Linked DNA regions of Homo sapiens: region 1 is linked to region 2. The links are chromatin contacts, found by Hi-C or POLR2A ChIA-PET in ENCODE. All regions are on one chromosome and are shown on one strand. Each heading gives the region's core, a stretch centred on a gene start or an enhancer-like site at or near the end of the contact. The rest is flanking DNA. Distances are from core to core; before and after follow the strand shown.

Region 1 (2,982 bases), core at 381-2,880, 570 kb before region 2:
GCCTGGGCGGCTTTCAGTCCCAATTCCCTGCAGCTGGCAAGCAAGCCCCTCGGCGTCACATCTGAAGATCACTTCGGGGACGCGCTAGGATTCCGACTGAGTCCTCTCAGAAAGGCTTCCTGTCGCCTGTCCAGGAAAGTTACGAGGCCCCAAGTGGGAACGTGGCTGACGACCAGGCGGGGCCCCCAGGCCCCCGCGGCAGAGTCTGGGGACCCGACAGTAGTCACCGCCGCCCTTCCCAACAAGACAGGGCCACACGCTCGCTCTCGCGCTGCTCCTTTGAGCTATTGTGTAGAATGAAGGCTAATTACAGTCACTAGCCTAGGACTCAATTCCTCTCGAGGAAACGTCACCGGGAAGGAGGGTCAGCAAACTAACCTGATTAAGTCTCCCCTCCACTCCCCCTCCGCGTTCAGCTACACGGGAGACCCGAGCGGTTTCCAAACGCCGCCCGAGGCGGGGAAAAGGGAGAGGAGAAGCGCCCAGAGCAGAGTCCTGCGTAAAGCCCCGCCGCTCCCCTACCCCGCACGCCGGAGAGGCGGCCCCGCGCCGGGGGAGTCGCAGTCCGGGTGCCCTCGGCTCCGCGGAGCCTCCCGGCCGCCGCCCACCGAACGTGCGCCAGCTCGCGGCCGCCGGAAGACTCTGAAGCCCGGCCGGCCCCTGGCGCTCCGCGTCCCCGGAGGCGCTCACCTTCTCCCCCCGTCCGCTCCCGCACTCCCCGGGGTTCGAGGGTGCGCCCGAGGCTGCCGCACACGTCTTGGCCCTCTGCCTCCTTCCCAACACTGCGCCTGGCAGAGGAGGCAGAACCATTGTTCAATGCTCAGAAGCCCACGCACCTCGGCGCCCGTCAAGAGGGCGAGAAACGAGGCGAAGCAGCGGCTCTGGGGGAGGCGGAGTGAGGGGCAGAAGACTAGTTCAGGCGAGGCGTCGGGGCACCCCGAACCCCGCTGTTCCCCAAGCCCGGCTCCCTTTAGCCTCGGCGCTGACAGCTCAGAGGCGCCACCACGGAGGGGAGGGAGGGAAGGCGAGGAGAACCGAGAGGCGCCTCCTAGGAGGCGGGTGGGCAAACGGAGACCTACGCCTCGGGGTCTCCCGGTGCCCCGGCTGGGTCCCGCCCGCCGGCGGAGGGGCGCGTCCTCACTCACCGGTTCCGGTGGCGCCGCTCTCCCGGGGCGCCCAGCACAGCGCGAGCAGCAGCCAGAGCGCCCAGAGCGCGGACGTGCCCATGGTGCCCGCCTGGATGGTGCCGCCGCCGCCGCCGCCGCCGCCGTTCGCTCCGCACGACAAGTTACCAGTCCTTCCGAAAGGAGGAAGAAGGTGGGGGCGGGGAGGGGAAAGGGGGAGAAGGAGGGGAAGGAGTTGGCGGGGGAAGGGAGCGGGGAAGAAGAGGGCACCCCCTCCCCTACAACTTGCACAGTCTCCTCCCCACCCACCCAGCCACCTCCCCGGGCTGCAGCAGCAGTGCAAGCCGAGCCTGCGGGCAGAAAATAATGCAGGCGCTGCAGAGGAGGGGAGGCAAGGGGAGAGGAGGGAAGGGAGAGGGGGTGGGGAGCCGAGAGCAGAAGAGAGCACAGAACGGAGAGGAGCCGGTAGCGGAGCACCCGCACCGGCGGCGGCCGGAGAGCGGGGTGAGCAGCGGGGAGGGGGCCGGAGGGGGCGTGGTCAACGGGAGGCGCGGCGGGCGGGCGGGAGCGCGGCGGCTTCGGCCCTCCTTTCCCTCGACGCGCTCCTCTTGCACGCGCCGGGCAGCCGGGTGCCCGCGCGGGGAGCGTGCGAGTGTGAGCGTGCGTGAGTGACCGCGGTCGTGGTCGTGGCTGCCGCCGCCGCCACCCGGACCGCTCTAGGGGCCCGGCTGCTCCGCGCGTTCGCCTGGGGCTCACGGGGGCCCGGGGCGACCGCTGGTTGGCTCGCGCGCCGCCCTCGCCTCCAATCCCGGGTGCCTGTCCTAATTTCCTGATCCAGGGAACCTGCCGCCGCAGCGGCTGTGCGCTCCCTACAGTCATTACTGTACCCTCCCGGCAGCCTCCGGCAGAACACGCAGCAGCAGCAGCAGTTAGCGCTGATGCAACTATCGTTGCTGTTGCCACCGCCTCCCCACTGACGGGGCGTGCACCTGGGGGGTACTTGCAGTTTCCAGGGGCAACAAGCATCTCTCTACCACCCTCTCCTGCGCCCCTGAGAGAGGCTGGTAGGTAGCATCTTCTTCGGGCCTCCTCTATCCACTCAGAAAGTGATGAAGCGGAGGGGCTCCAAACGTTTGGGCTGCTCAAAAGTGGGGTTTGGGATGCCGGTCTCAATCGCACGCTGAGATGCCGTTTTGCCGAAAACTAAATGTGTCTTTAAGTGAGAGAGTGTGTATGTTTGAAAGAGAGTGCGCGCGGTTGTGGCTGGTCCTCTGTAATAGAACAAGACTGAAATAACCCAGCCTGGGATGAGGAGAAGGGAAATTGCTAGCGCAGCTTTGCATTTGCTCATCAACGATTATAGTTAATTGCTAATTGCACAAAATGATAGTTTGAGGGCCTGTAATTAAAAGCTTAACCTTTTCTTGTTTGGAAGAGAGGGGCCCCATACGTTTATTCCTCTTGATATACTTTGTAACATTCAATTACAAGAATCGAGGAAAGAATAAAGGAAGCAAAGACAAGACTCCTAGAAAGGGTTGGTTCTTCTTTTGTGCCTGACAGTACCTGAGTCTATAATTTGCTTTTTGTGTACTTCAGTTTTCTTGCACACTTAGCCCTGGTTGAGGTGCATTGTCTGCTGTGGTCTGTTGAGCATCTAACCAGAGTGGGAGGGCACATCGAGCGATTTCACTTTCTTAAATAAAAGGTTTTTGGTATTTTGAAAAAGTTGTTTTTATCTTAATTCAAACTTGGAAGGTTTCAATAATATCATATTCTGACTCTATTCTGTTGGTGATCTGAAGAGCAGCGGGCACTGCCTCACTGTCTTCTCCTTGCCCTGGTTCTCCTGGAAATT
Region 2 (3,289 bases), core at 83-2,582:
CAAGGCAAAACTCGCCAAAGTGAAAATTAGCTCTAACTCATTCCACTTGTCTCTTACTAATTTAGAAATCAGAAAATAGGTCATTATACTGGCTTTTAATAACTGCTGTAAACTACAAGAGCAGATAATTTACTGATTAGTCAATACATGAGCCTGATGTGATCAAACACTCCAAACTTAGACATCGGTGAATAAATAAGCTATAAGACATTGCTTTATGTATTTCTATAAATGATGAACCACTAATTCAGTAGCGTGGCTACCATATTTGTTAAAATTATTTTCACAGTCGTGGCAAGCACTTTACATCTGTGCTTACAAAGAAGCTCCAATCCACTACCTTCTGGTTTTTCCTTGGAGTCATAAAAGCAAACATGAGCTACCCCACTTGTTCCCAAGGTTTTTCATCCATGGTAACAAAACGCCATAACTCTGACTTTGTAACCCATAGTACAGGAGGAAAAACTCTTTCCCATATACAGAAGAGAAAACCAGAATAATAAGCAGTTCATCTTCATCATTTTTAGTTGTAAGCTGTTGGTCTAAAAGATTCACTATTTTACTATATTTATATCTTTATATCTTTGTAACAATATTGAATAGACTAAAGGCAACACAGATAACACTTTAGGAACAATTACATTTATTTCCTACATCTCAGATTCACTGGGGAAAATGTATTACCTGACGCTGGAAATTGAGTAACCGAAGTGCTTTTAGTTCCACGGTTGCTTTGGTTCTTAAATCTGGTGGCAAAGAGCCAGGCAGATTTTCCAGTTCTTGTATCCTATGAGCTATGCGGGCCTGAAGTCTAAAGGAAACAATAAAATGGGGAAAAGGGGGCAGGGGAAAAACACATTACAATTTAATCTTAAATGATAAACAATGACATTAGGTTTAAGTCCGGGGCAAAACATATTCCAGATACTGATAGTTGATCTCTAACACCCAACTAGAATTTTTGATGTTAAGCAGAGAAAAGCTACCTTTGCATTAATGCAGACAGGTATATGTTACTTAACAATGTGGCTTCCTCCATAACCTCTATCTAACACTAGGGAAAGAAGGTTCACCCTGCATCTAGTGGGGAAGTCAAATGTCCTTGCTCACTCTTAGCAGAGAGAGAATATAAGAGACAGAACCAATTGACAAGCTTTCTAACTCCCAGCCAGACAGAATGCAGAGCTGAGAGCACAGACTTTTTTCTTCCGAACTTCTAGTTCTGTCCTAAGGCAACCAGACCATTTGTCTTCTTTGCCAAGATGCTGATGACGACAGCCATTAAAGCGCAGTGAGCAAGAACAGTTTTAGGTGCTGATGCCACAGAAATCAGCCAACCCTAAACATTCAGAAAGCGCTCTGCCAGCCACAACCACTTCCTCTGTGAGCAGAGCTTGCTTGAGAAAAGAAAATACAAATGAGGCTGTTTTAAAAAAATCAGGGCCAGCAGTAAATAGTACTCAAAAACCAAGAGTTTCTAGAAAAGGATGTTGAGGATTCTCGTTTTACACACCATCAAAAATATAACTGCATGTACTTCTTCATAATAAAGGCAGAGTAGAAAATAAAAGACCTCTGACTTTAGCCATTCACTTGGGATACTATTACTGTTAGATATATAAACTGCTGGTTTTAGAGTTCACCTGAATCCTATTCTGACAAAATAATTATATGCCATTTAAGACTATTTTTAGAACTACATCCCCTAAATCTGAGGCAAACTGTACTGAACTAGATTTCAACAAAGAAAGAATAATAATAAGTAATAAGTTAAAGTAGGCTAATATTAACAGCACTAAGTGCCTTTAATGTACAATGTTATTTAATTGTCTCTCTCTTACACACACAGACACGCCTCTGTAAGGTAAAAGTTATAATGGTCCCATTTTGCTGATGAGGAAAACTGAAGACACCTGGAGATACCACAGAGCTAGTAAAGAAGGGGGCCAAGATTGGAACCTCAATTTGCCTGATACCAAAACCACTGCAATAAAATGATAGATAATTAAGATACACTTTCCGAGAACCTTCCTGGACCTCAACTATAAAAGCTGAAAATTAAGAATTCTGTTAAAAATTATGCACAGCCATAAAAAAGAACCAAATCATGTCCTTTGCAGCAACATGGATGCAGCTGGAGGCCATTATCCTAAGCAAATTAATGCCGGAACAGAAAACCAAATACCGCATGTTCTCACTTTTAAGTGGCAGCTAAACACTGGGTATTCATGGACATAAAGATGGCAACAATACACACTGGGGACTACTAGACGGGGGAGGGAGGGAGCGCAGGAAGGGATGAAAAACTTTTAGGTACTATGCTCATTAGCTGAATGATGGGATCAACTGCACCCCAAACCTCAGCATCATGCAACATACCCATGTTAAGAAACCTATTCATGAATCCCCTCAATCTAAAATAAAAGTCGAAATTGTCTTAAAAAATGAATATTACAGTTTTTTCCAAACATGATGATGTTGCCAGAGTACAGAGCTGGGAGGACAGACTTTTTTCTTTCTAACTTCTGGTTCTGTCCTAAGGCAACCAGACCATTTGTCTTCCTTGCCAAGATGCTGATGACGACAGCCATCATTTTCATTAACGTGAAAAAGTGAAACCTCCTGGACCTAAATGCTGTAGAAGATCTAATACTTCATATAGCCCAAATATCAAAATGAGTGATTTTTTAAAAAACCTACAGTTGCTTAGTTTGGAAGGGAAATAAAATGTCATCATTTTTAAAAATTTAAAAATGGTGGTAAGGAAAACTATTTTTCAGGGACTTCACTAAAAATAGTATCTAAGACTGATTCTTGTTTTATTTGCTATACGCACGTTATTCGTTCTAATTTATTAAATGATTTGTCATCATAATGTGTTAATATTATCACTGCTACCGTGCTGTCGTTATTGTTTTTTCTTTGTTTGTTTGAGATGGAGTCTCGCTCTGTCGGCCAGGCTGGAGTGCAGTGGCACTATCTCTGCTCACTGCAACCTCCGCCTCCCAGGTTCAAGCGATTCTCCTGCCTCTCAGCCTCCCATGTAGCTGGGGCTATAGGCACGTGCCACCACGCCCAGCTAATTTTTGTATTTTTAGTAGAGACGGGGTTTTGCCATGTTGGCCAGGCTGGTCTCAAACTCCTGACCTCAGGTGATCCGCAGGCATCGGCCTCCCGAAGTGCTGGGATTACAGGCATGAGCCACCATGCCTGGCCCGTGCTATTAACTATGCATACCAACACAAACAATAGCATTTTTAAGTGGTTTAATCATTCAAAAGACTGAAAG

Evidence for each region. A loop is a pair of places that touch in the nucleus more often than their neighbours do. ChIA-PET counts read pairs that join two places held with the same protein, here RNA polymerase II (POLR2A). Pooled maps may share reads with other maps.
Region 1: a loop to region 2 is called in a map with no recorded cell type, with 7 times the contacts of the local background. The contact joins the promoter of VLDLR here to the enhancer-like site in region 2. A Hi-C loop is called at or near these places in 1 of 37 single-sample maps with no recorded cell type and 5 of 50 pooled maps. POLR2A ChIA-PET finds 5 or more read pairs at or near these places in 1 of 52 experiments (activated CD4-positive, alpha-beta T cell).

The regions. Positions count from the first base shown.
Region 1 is chr9:2,620,435-2,623,416 of GRCh38, reverse strand. VLDLR (very low density lipoprotein receptor) reads right to left here and starts at 1,630. Exons shown (of 19, transcript NM_003383.5): 1 at 1,146-1,630. The coding sequence starts at 1,227. It overlaps VLDLR-AS1 (VLDLR antisense RNA 1), which reads left to right and starts at 1,044. Exons shown (of 4, transcript NR_015375.2): 1 at 1,044-1,317. RefSeq lists silencers at 496-585, 596-685, 956-1,225, 1,836-1,915 and an enhancer at 1,794-2,088.
Region 2 is chr9:2,052,119-2,055,407 of GRCh38, reverse strand. It overlaps SMARCA2 (SWI/SNF related BAF chromatin remodeling complex subunit ATPase 2), which reads right to left. Exons shown (of 34, transcript NM_003070.5): 6 at 685-811. Among named protein-coding and RNA genes, the nearest start is that of SMARCA2, 38 kb to the right of the region's middle. Within about 2 kb of position 1,332, at least 13 of the 41 ENCODE cell types and tissues checked have a DNase peak (open chromatin) inside an H3K27ac peak, as active enhancers do.